Linked DNA regions of Mus musculus: region 1 is linked to region 2. Evidence: chromatin contacts called from ENCODE Hi-C or POLR2A ChIA-PET data. All regions are on one chromosome and are shown on one strand. Each heading gives the region's core, a stretch centred on a gene start or an enhancer-like site at or near the end of the contact. The rest is flanking DNA. Distances are from core to core; before and after follow the strand shown. Region 1 holds the start of Frk (fyn-related kinase). Region 2 holds the start of Nt5dc1 (5'-nucleotidase domain containing 1).

Region 1 (5,640 bases), core at 518-3,017, 65 kb before region 2:
ATTAAACAACCTTTTGTAGTCCATTTCTTACAAGGTTAGATCATTGTTTAACCTCCACGATCAGAGACAGATAACTAGAACTGAGGCAAAAAGCAATAATTAGATGTGTTCATCATCGGCCCCCCTTCTAAAATCACTTTTTCAGGATGAAATCTTAGTCTAGTATTGAAAGAAATATCTCCGTGATTTTTCTTCTTAAAATTTGCTGTCTATACCTGGCCACTTTTTAATCCTAAAAACCAAAAGCTATTTTCGTAATTTGAATATACCTCAGGATCTAGGAACACCAAGAAAGTTTTCTCTGTTATGATTTCACCAGGAAAAAAAAAAAAAAAAAAAAAACTACTACTGTGTAGTTGTTTTGTTGTCTTTGTAAATTAGCCCACTTGTGAGCCTACCATAATGGAAATGGTTGTGGTCAACTGCAGGATTTGTAGCATTAGTTTGGAATGCTTGGAAAGTTTACACTAACTAAACAAATAGCCTCCGATTTTAGATTTGAAAGTAGGTTTAGGAGAGACTATAGCTGCCCGTAAATGAAAATGTAGTTCTATTGAAAGTGAGGCAGAGGGAGAGTATTAGATGGACCATAGGTGTGCCCACTATAATCAAAGTCATTTTAGCAGTTCTCTCTCACTTTGCGAGAAAGACATGCTTCAATTAACAGCTTCTAGAATGCCTTTCCATACACTGGACCGATCTGTGAATGAGAGTCCGTGGATAGGAAGGAAGGAGAGTCAGAGTTCAGTATCCAACCCCGAAAGAATCAAGAAAAAAGTATGGCCGGTGCTACTCACGGCTCTGCCTGGAGACTCCGGTCCTCCGCCACGTAATTGGAAGGAATGTAGCCCTGTAGCTGCTGACCTAAGCCGGTTCCCTTCTTCTCCAAATGTCTGGCCAACCACCAGCCCTCATGCGAAGTGTCCAAGACTTGGAGTTTGTCGCCGGCACGGAAGCTCAGGTCCTCTGCAGTACGTGCTTGGTAATCAAACAGAGCCACAAAATACTGGCCATGGCTTCTCTCGGGCTCTTGTGACCTGGGAGCCTCTGGGGGACAGAAGGCCCCTGGATTCTCAATTACTACTGACTTGTCTGCCTCTTGAGACCAGCACGGGAGAAAAGGCTGCAGGTATGCCCAGAGTCTCACACAGACGCTGCCCATGGTGTTGTTCTAGCTTAGTAGTTGTAGGAGAGGATAGTCCTCTCCCCACAAGCTGTACAGAGCCACGGTCCTCCACCAGGCAGCTTCCAAATCAGCTGCAACTCACCATACCTCCCGCTTCGGATCTCTCCTCTCTCCGGCAGATCTGGGCTTGGCCAAGACACTCACAGCTGGCTTTCTGTTTGTAGCTGCTGCCCTGAGGCAAAACCAAGAGAGGACTGAGCTGGAGGTCCAGTGGGAAGGTGCTTCTTCCTGACTGCCTGGGCACCGAACAATAAGTAAAATAAAAAGGGTTTTATTTAGAGGGACATTTGAGAACAAAGAACAGCCACCTCTCCCTCTGTCCCCGGAAAAAGTTAGAGAGAGACTAACTCCAGGAACAAGCTCCCAGCCCGGCCTGCTCCAGCTGCTCTCACCCTGCTTCAAGCCTGCAGCTGAGAGAGTTCTGCTCTCTCCGGAGCTTTCCTTCTTGCTAATGAATAACCAGGCCGTGGAGGTTATCGCCTTTAACATCCTGAGCTGTACAGACTGTAATAATTCCTCCTAACTTCCTGGTTTCTTTTTGTCTGATCTAAAAGGAACTCCCAGGTCAGCTTTCCCGCTCCCTCCTCCCACACCCAGGATAGACCAGCCCCCTTACCAAGAAGCCAGATTCTTAAAGCAGCCAAAACCCAGAGAAACAGGCTAGCCCAGATGGCTATCTGTCTTGCTATATTCCCTACACAGAATGCAAGGCAGAGATTTATTTCCTCACAAATATGAGTAGGATTGTTTTGATACTGGTAGAGAAAATTTTAAAAGGAGAAAACTGGGTGTTTAGGTAGGATCTGCCAGACATGTGGCAATTGAAAAAGAGCCTTTGAGTCCCTACCATTTTTTTTTTTAATCACTAGGAATAGATTTTAATAGCCTCAGAAGTTTCTGGTGAAAAAAAAAAGAGTAGCAAAGCAGCTGGGCAAAATGCTGAGAACCCGAAAGGCTGCTTTTTCCCACAGAGACATCTCATTCCTGACCCCTTACATCGCTATTTCTGTAGCACGTGTACCCAAGCACACACAGGAGAAACAGGTGGCAGGCTGATAAGAGCATTTGTAGAGATGCTGTCTCTTCAAGTTGGACTTCAGGTCCATAGTCATGCTGACTCCGTGGGGTTGTGGTGAGACCTCAGAACAACTCAGGCTCAGGTTAAGATAGACATTCTGGGACTGCAGCACTGAGGGCCAGCAGAAAAAAATGGAAACAGGCAACCTCGGGAGGGGACCATTTCTTAAGGGAAATAAGGTTGCAAATGACAAAGCAGGCCGCAATGTTCTTTGTCTTCCACATATATGTACACCCATACATAGACACATATCCATCACACATGGCTCACACACACACACACACACACACACACACACACATAAAGCCAAATTCTGAGACATATTTTGTTTTATTTTAATACCATGAGACCTAAAACAGACTGCACGTGTAATTCCTTATTTTACACAGAAATGAAAATAGTGATCATGATACCAATGAATCATAACAAATATTCTGTACCAAACACCATGAACTGTGAAAGTGTGGTATCTTCTTGATTTCTTTAAACATGGCTTACAGATGCTGTGGTCTTTCCTGGGACATCTACATGATGTAGAAACAGAAAGAATGAGAAGGTCTACTAAGCACAGGTGGACCCAAACTCAACTTTAAGTGGATTTAAGACTCCAAACCCTTTGCTATTCTAAATTTTTGTTTGTTTGTTTGTTTTTGGTTTTGGTTTTTGGTTTTTTCGAGACAGGGTTTTTCTGTATAGCCCTGGCTGTCCTGGAACTCACTTTGTAGACCAGCCTGGCCTCGAACTCAAAATCTGCCTGCCTCCTGCCTCCCGAATGCTGGGATTAAAGGTGTGCCCCACCACACCCAGCCTTGCTACCCTAAATTTAAATATACCTTCACTGTGACTAGGTCAAAACATTGTGGGAAATGACAGTGACAAACAGCCCATCCCATCCCCTGAGGAGGTGAAGAGACTTAAATAGCACCAACAACCCAAGGATGTCAGGAAAGCAGTGGCCTGGGAACCTGACCCAGTGTGAGAAGATTTTTTCACGTCGGTGACAGTGGAACTCTCCTGGGCACCCAAGCTTGATGCCTGACAGGTGTCTTTGACACCTTCTCTGGCTGCTTTCAGCAAGTCAGTCACCTATGTCTGCTCAGCCTTCTTTTCATTTATTCCACACAAAAAAACAAAACAAAGAAACAAACACACAAACTCCATCTGAATGACAACTGGTCACTGAACAGGAAATAGAAAATTCCACAGTCTTCAATGGCCTCTCTTACTCCCGGTCATTCATCTCCGGCTTGCCTGAATCCTGAGGTGAATGGCCAGGGACTGGCAAGAGCACAGCAGCCATATGTATCGGCATTCAAGGGTTTTCTGTGTTCCCAGAACCACACTAGGAATGTTGTAAATGATTCAGTATTTAAAGAACAAGGTCTATGAAGGAGCTATGTAATTCTGTTTTGTTTTGAGAAAAAAACTGAGGCTGAGACAGGTTAGGTGACTTGCCCAAGCGGCCAGAGCCACCAGTCAGTTGAACCATGAGTAGTGAATACCCTGCAGACCCGGAAAATATAAATCCTTGGTTTTGTCAACTCAATAAACAAATAGGTAGAGAGAGAGAGAGAGAGAGAGAGAGAGAGAGAGAGAGAGGTAGATAGATAGACCTAATGCATCGTGAAGGCTAAACTCTCCAGCAGCCTTCAGCGTATTTGGAATGAAAACTAAACTCAAAACAAACAAAGCCCCATAACTCCCCCAATGTCATGGTCTTTCACTCCTGTTATCAATTCCCAAATCTGCTTGCTACCAATAGCTCCTGAAAACAGAGTCCACATTCCCTACTATGACACAGCCTTCCTCCGCTCACCCCTCCCCCCCATGACTTATTTCCTTGTCATTTTTCCACATTGGCTTGAGTGGCATCTTCTCTAACATAATAGGTTAGTACTTTGTGCCCTGCTGATGTCTGACACCAACTTTTACTTGGCTTCTCAGTGAGCCCCTCTTGGTTCCCTTAGTATTTGCTTTCTCAGACTAAAACCCTGTTTTCTGAACCTTTGATGCTTCTCAGAATGTCTCCAATGTAAGTAGTAGAATATTTGTGAATGACTTAGTTCACAAGAATGGAAAGTGAGAGATGCATATGGAGAGGGGGAAAGGGCAGAGAGGGTGAGGACAAAAAGGAAAGGAGGAGAAGTATAGGAGGTGGGAAATGGGTTTAATGGGTTTGAGGTGAAACCACACTTTTGAAATACCTGCACAAAGTGAAAGAGAGTCTGGAGGGTGAAAATGGCCTCAACATAAGGATTTTTGAAGTTATCTCTCTGATTTTAGACCCTTACTGAACCAGCTGCCCAGACCAGCTTTCCTTCCTCTGGCAACTGTCCCCTCTAATCCCTATACCAAGCTTCCAAAGAACATTAGTAAAGTTTGTCTGTTGCACAGTAACTTTCAGCAGATCCTCACTGCCTGAAAAAAAATATGGCTTGGAATCAAAGCTGAGGAATGTACACTTTATCTGGACTTTATCAGACATGGCCTTTCGACATCATCCCGCTCCATTACATCCCTGCATTAGTCCTCCAGCTCAACCAAATTGCTTTATTGAGGCTCCCAGTAAGCCTTATCTGTTGCTACATCTAGTTCTGTCTCCTCTGACATTCTTTTCTCAGCATTCCTTCTCCTCCCAGAAGATGCTGGTCTGCATTTCAAAGTCTGAATAAATTCCTATTACTTCCTTAAAGGCCTTACTGGGCATCCCAGCCAAAACAAACTTCCCTTCCTCTGAGACTTTTCTGGCTCTGAATGCCCTGCTCCTAGTAGCCACTGTAAATTTAACACTCCTCCTGTGTCTGGTTTTCAGAGTGTTGTGACATGAACTCCCACTGCTGTTTGGTAGCATTTCTGCGCCAGTTCATGGCTTGTCAGGTCCTTCGGTCTCCACACTACTGTTAGGTCACTCACCAGTCTGCAGGCTCAGTGGACTCCACCTGCTAAAATTTTGTCTAAGTTCTGCCCACAGTTGCCTGGCAACAGCCAAGTACGCCTGACTCAATATAAAAGAGGCTGTTTGCCCCCTCCTCTCTCTCTTGCTCTCTTGCCTTCTTGCTCCCCACTCTGTCTTCCTGTTCCTTCCCCTTCTCTCCCCATTCCCCTCCCCCTTTTCTCTTCATGAGCTCATGGCCAGCTTGACTCATCTTCTCTCTCTCTCTCTCTCTCTCTCTCTCTCTCTCTCTCTCTCTCTCTCTCTCTTTCTCTCTGCCTTTCTCTGTCTCTACTTATCTGTACCCTCTCAACTTGCCTCCCCATGCCCTGCATAAACTCTGTTCTATACTATACCTCATGTGACTGGTCCCTCAGGGGGAAGGAATGTCTCAGCATGGGCCCAAGGAGGTACCCCCTTTCCCCATACCTGACTGCATCTTCA
Region 2 (5,766 bases), core at 354-2,853:
AGCCTACCCAGGGACATTGGAAGAAGGAAGATTCACTCTTTTTCTTTTTCTTTTTTATTAATATTTTTTATTACTACGTATTTTCCTCAATTACATTTAGAATGCTATCCCCCATACCCCCCACACACACACACTTCCCTACCCACCCATTCCCATTTTTGGGCCCTGGCATTCCCCTGTACTGGGGCATATAAAGTTTGCGTGTCCAATAGGCCTCTCTTTCCAGTGATGGCCGACTAGGCCATCTTTTGATACATATGCAGCTAGAGTCAAGAGCTCCGGGGTACTGGTTAGTTCATATTGTTGTTCCACCTATAGGGTTGTAGATCCCTTTAGCTCCTTGGATATGTTCTCTAGCTCCTCCATTGGGGGCTTTGTGATCCATCCAATAGCTGACTGTGAGCATCCACTTCTGTGTTTGCTAGGCCCCAGCCTAGTCTCACAAGACCTACTTCTACAGAAGACCAGTTCAAACAACTAGCCTCACGGGACGGAGCAACTACCAAACTCTTCGAATTCCTATTAACAGTTGACCAATGCTCGGTGAGTTGAACTACAGACTATAAGTCATCACAATACATTCCTTTAATATATAGAGAACTCATTCCATAAGTTCTGTGTCTTTAGAGAACCCTGACTAATACAACCAGCCTTGGTGTTTTTGGTAAGGTGGTCTTCCATAATACGTAATATATTTTTTAATGCATTCCAATGGCTGAAATGATGCCAGGAATGTCTTTCATGTCTTATTACCAAACTATAGAGTAATAAAGCTGTTGATTCAACTTTCAAAGTCCACTTACCAAACTGTATGCTAAAGGGGTCTGTATTAGTCAGAGTTTTACTGCTGTGAACAGACACCATGACCAAGGCAAGTCTTATAAAAAACAACATTTAATTGGGGCTGGCTTACAGGTACAGAGGTTCAGTCCATTATCATCAAGGTGGGAGCATGGCAGCATCCAGGCAGGCATGGTGCAGGCAGAGCTGAGCGTTCTATGTCTTCATCCAAAGGCTGCTAGTGGAAGACTGACTTCCAGGCAACTAGGGTGAGGATCTTATGCCCACGCCCACAGTGACACACCTATTCCAACCTGGTCACACCTATTCCAACAAGGCCACACCTCCAAATGGTGTCACTCCCTAGTCCAAGAATATACAAACCATCACAGGGTCCAACAGTTATTTGTGCTCATAATTTTCTCACACACTGCTCCCACACTCAAGCCTCAAGGGATGAGGTTTCACTGGTATCATTTAGTAGTGTGGCGCCTGAAAAATGAACGAGAATTCCCACTAATTCTGTGAAACCTTAAGCTACATTAAGGACATTGGCTAGCAGGGTCCTAGTTGAGCATTTTAGCTCCTGCTGCACTGTACTAGCTGGAAGCAAGCCGTGGAACTGGCCTGAACCAGCCAGCAAAACTGGGGCGATCCAGGAGGCAGACAGGCCACTGACTTGGAGACGCGGGAGTGTGCTCAGAACCCGCCCTACTTGACTAGCTCCTCCCGACCAGACCACGCCCCGCCCGTCTGTCTTATATAAGCCTCCGCCCCGCCAAGCTCCGCCCCGTCAAGCCCCGCCCCGTCAAGCCCCGCCCCGCTCCGCGTCCTGCCTGCGAGTTACGCTTGTAGAGTCCCGGCAACTTCTCGCATGCTCTACCGGCCTTCCGGTCTGCGTTACCCGCCGCTGCCCTGCCATGGCTCAGCACTTCTCCCTGGGCGCCTGCGACGTGGTCGGCTTCGATCTCGACCACACGCTGTGCCGCTACAACCTGCCCGAGAGCGCCCGGGTGAGTGGCACGGACAGCCTCTAAAGGCGGCTGTGTAGAGTGTCGTAGGTCCCCGGCCGCTGGGCGGAAGTGTACTTTCAGGGGTTCTGCGGTCTTGAGGAGGAAGCCAGGGGCAGAAGATAGCGCAAGACCGAGCCGGGAAGCCGACTTGTAGAACCCTGAAAAAGCGGGGTCAGGGGCTTTGTGTGTCATTTGTTGATCCCAGGCCCTATTATTTTTTCCAACTCCTCTGGGCACCAGCTGAGTGGGTACAGCCACTTGTTTTGAACTTCAAGAAAACATGGCTGCATCTTTCCTTTTGCACACCCAAGTAATCACCTGTCAGAGTTTAAGTATTTCATACAGGGAGAGACTGTATAATAAATAGTATTGTGAGAAACACTGGGAGAAGTCGTTAACATCTTAGACCTCCTTTTGTCTTTACCAAGAGAAGAAAACAAGCATTTATTGTGCACGTACTACTTGATCTGTGCGTTTTAAATAAAGTTGTAATCTCAACAGAATCTACCCAGAATATGAGGGGATTAGATTGCTTTATTTGTAGGCTTATACCCTCATCTTAATCGCCCTGCTTTCTCTGACCCTTTGGGTTCACAAGAAACTAAAGAATTAAGAATATCACAGTGAGAAGTCTAAGCAGGACTCTGCAGTCAAAGTCCCTGGTTCGGGACCCTGGCACCAAGTGCCTAGCCCTGTGACACTGGGCAAATAATCTGGGTTCCTTCTCAATTAACCTTTCGAGGATTAAGTGTGCAGCCGATTGTTTGCTATTACGGTTAGCACCCACCACATCACTAGTGCAGACCACAGTCAGTGTAGTCCTGTCAGTGCCCCAGTTGGTCAGATTCTCCAAAATCAAAAATGAGGCTCCTGAATCACTCCGGTGTGTTTTCAAGCATACAGATGCTTTAAAAAAAAAAAAAGGTGTGTGTCCCTGCTGGGGCTCTGTTTTGCTTGCCAGTTGCACAGATCTCATTTCCTTTCTCATAGTTTAAAGACATTTAAGTCTTGGTCCTTTGGCTACTCTTTCAGAGTGTTCTCTGGGTGCTAATTTCTTTCCTTCCACGGCGTTCAGATTCCAGTCTGGTTCATCTTATGCCCTTCATCTGTATTCACTGTCGTTCATGGAGAATGTTGTTTAACCTCTGTCATGTTAAAAAGCCAGTTTTGTGCGTGTGTGAGCATACACATTTTAGGATAGAAGATTCAGAAGATACTCTACTGCAAGTTTTGAATCGCAGTGCTGATTAAAGGCTGAAAACGATACCCTGGTGAATCTTGGTTATGCTTGGTATAGAAATCCTAAGTCTCACCGAGTGCTGAACACCAGGACATAGTTAGGGACACACATCAACCACACACAAGTAGGAGCCTCTCTGTGGTTAGCAACCTGTTACCAGAAAGACGATGTAAAGTTCTTTTGCATTCTTATGGGGGAGAGGAGTATTTGCCAAGGCTTGCTATTGCCTGTCCCGGAGGGAGGGTCTCTTCCCTTCCATTCAGTGTCTCTTCATCATGTGGGGTCTCATCTTAAGTACTTAAATTATGAAATCACCCTCCCACCGCCGTCCTTCTCTTCCCTCCTAGGAAGCCTTTTGTGTCACCACTTACAATTTCTTTAAACCTTACTTCTCCAAATGCTCAGCAGAAGCTTTATATATTCTAGTTACTCTTTGGACTCCCCCACCCCCAGCCCCCGAGAGCCTCTGTCTTCTGAGTTACAGAAAACAGTGTTTTCTATGTCTTGAGCATACTGGGCTTAGTGATTTACGATGTGGTTGGAATTAACTGAATATGATGACACAGTCACTTTTTTTCCCCCTTTTTGGTATGGTGTATGTATGTAAAAGTAGCTTTTGCTCCCCTCACGTCATTGTTGGCTTCATCTGCTAGTCTAGGCCTAGTCTTGGAAGGTTCTAGCCTATGTACAATCTTATCGAGGCCTAGAAGGTTTAGTCTCTGAGACTTACTGCTTTCTAGCTCTTTCTGAGCTTTAGCTGGCTGGTTCAACTTAACTGTTCTGGCTCAAAACTCCTCTCCAAACCGACTGCTTCCATCTGGCCTTTCTCTAGGCCTCTAACTGAATGCCCTGCCTGGCCTCAGACTAACTTTGGCAGTATGTTCTTAGCTGGCTCCTTCTCATTCTCTAACGTGTTCTGTGTTCACCTGTGTCTAGCTTGTTCTCTCTCTGCAACCTGTCTCTGTAAAACTCTCCCAGTTCTCTTTCTCTCTTTGCACAGCCCTTCAAGTAGCTTCCCTTTCCTCTCTCTTCTGCGAGTTGGGCATATCCTATTCTGTTGATTCATCACTTTATCTGCCACTCAATTAGATATCACTTTCAAACTTGGATGTTTCCTTCTAGAAACTAACTTTACCTTCATTGTTGGGATTAAAGGGGTGTATTTAGGGTGTATCTGAATTCCAGCCAGAGGGATTAAAGGTTTGTGCTAAGACTGAGCAACACCACAATTAGAAACAGAGGAATGCCAGGGCCAGGAAGCAGGAGTGGGTGGGTTGGGGAGCAGGGCAGGGGTGGGGGAGGGTATAGGAGGCTTTGGGGATAGCATTTGAAATCTAAATGAAGAAAATATCTAATAAAAAATGTCTTAATAAAAAAAGAAACAGGTTTTTTGGTTTTTTTGTTAGTTTGTTTGTTTGTTTTGTTTTCAGGAAATACCACATTCTCGGGTTCACAGTGTGACCAAATATCTTGCAACATGTGTATATATATATATGTATATGTATGTGTGGGTGTGCTTCACATGTGAAGGTCAGAGGGCTGTATCAGATGTCTTCTCCTGCACTCCACCTGTTTTGTTTTGTTTTGTTTTGTTTTGTAGACAGCATCTCTCAGTGAAGCTAGTTTTCCCATTTCAGTTGGACTGGGTGTCAGAAAGCCCACTGCATGTGTTTATCTCCTGCACTCCTTTCCCACTCTGGGATTATGGATGCATAGTACTGCACTATATAGCCACTATTCTACTACGCTCTCTGCTTATGTGAATCAGTTGATTTGTATTAGTTATTTTTCTCATTGCTGTGACCTAATACCATACAAGAAACAATTTAAGAAGGGATTTAATTTGGCCCTTTGTTCCTAGGGTTTTAGTCCATCCTGGCAACGCAGACATTGTTGTGTTTATAAAAAGATAAAGGAGAGAAGGAATATGTTTGGTGGATGTGTAGTCAGGTATGGGAAAGGGGGTGCCTCCACAGGCCCATGCTGAGTCATCTCTTCCCCCTGAGGGAATAGCCACCTGACAGTAGGGTGGGAGAGAGGGGGGGGCAGCCATGAGCATGTGGAGAGAGAGGGCAGAAAGGCATCTGCAGAGAGTGGAGAAGGGGACAGAGCTGGAGCAAGAAGGGAAGAGCAAGAGAGAGGAGGGGTAAGCAGCCCCTTTTATAGTGAATCAAGCACACCTGGCTGTTGCCAGGTAACTGTGGGGCGGAGCTTAAACAAAATGCTAACAGAATTAACAGCAGGAACATGAGGCAGATGGTCACATCAGATCAACAATCAGGAAGGAGAGAGATAAATGTTGGTGCTCCGCTGACTGTGAATGTGTGTGCACACATGATGAGTGCACATGTGGAGTCAGAGGACAGTTTATATGAGTTGGTTATCTCCTTCCATTGTGTGGGTTCTGGGAATTGAACTCAGGTTGTTGCAAGCACCTGTACCCACTGAGCCTTCCCTTCAACCCCTCCAGTTTATTTTTTATAAGTGAGTTTCTTCACTGAACCTGGCCAGTTCTAACTCATTGTTTCAGCTATGCTGGCTGGCCAGCAAACTTTGGGGAATGCTGTCTCTGCCTCCCTATGCTAAGGTTACAGTTTTCCAAGTATTGTATCCACTGAACCATCTTCCTGATTCTTCTACTGGCTTTAAAAAAATTTTTTTAAAGATTTATTTGTTTATTTTATGTATATGAGTACACTGTAGCTATACAGATGGTTGTGAGCCATCATGTGG

Evidence for each region. Hi-C counts contacts between places; a loop is a spot of excess contacts on that map. ChIA-PET counts read pairs that join two places held with the same protein, here RNA polymerase II (POLR2A).
Region 1: a map of gastrocnemius shows a loop between it and region 2 (9-fold over the local background). The contact joins the promoter of Frk here to the promoter of Nt5dc1 in region 2. A Hi-C loop is called at or near these places in 1 of 37 maps with a recorded cell type or tissue (gastrocnemius). POLR2A ChIA-PET finds 5 or more read pairs at or near these places in 3 of 5 experiments (Patski and embryonic stem cell).

The regions. Positions count from the first base shown.
Region 1 is chr10:34,479,527-34,485,166 of GRCm38, reverse strand. It overlaps Frk (fyn-related kinase), which reads right to left and starts at 1,767. Exons shown (of 9, transcript NM_010237.3): 1 at 1,579-1,767; 2 at 798-1,422. The coding sequence starts at 1,162.
Region 2 is chr10:34,414,388-34,420,153 of GRCm38, reverse strand. Nt5dc1 (5'-nucleotidase domain containing 1) reads left to right here and starts at 1,603. Exons shown (of 12, transcript NM_176968.5): 1 at 1,603-1,793. The coding sequence starts at 1,701.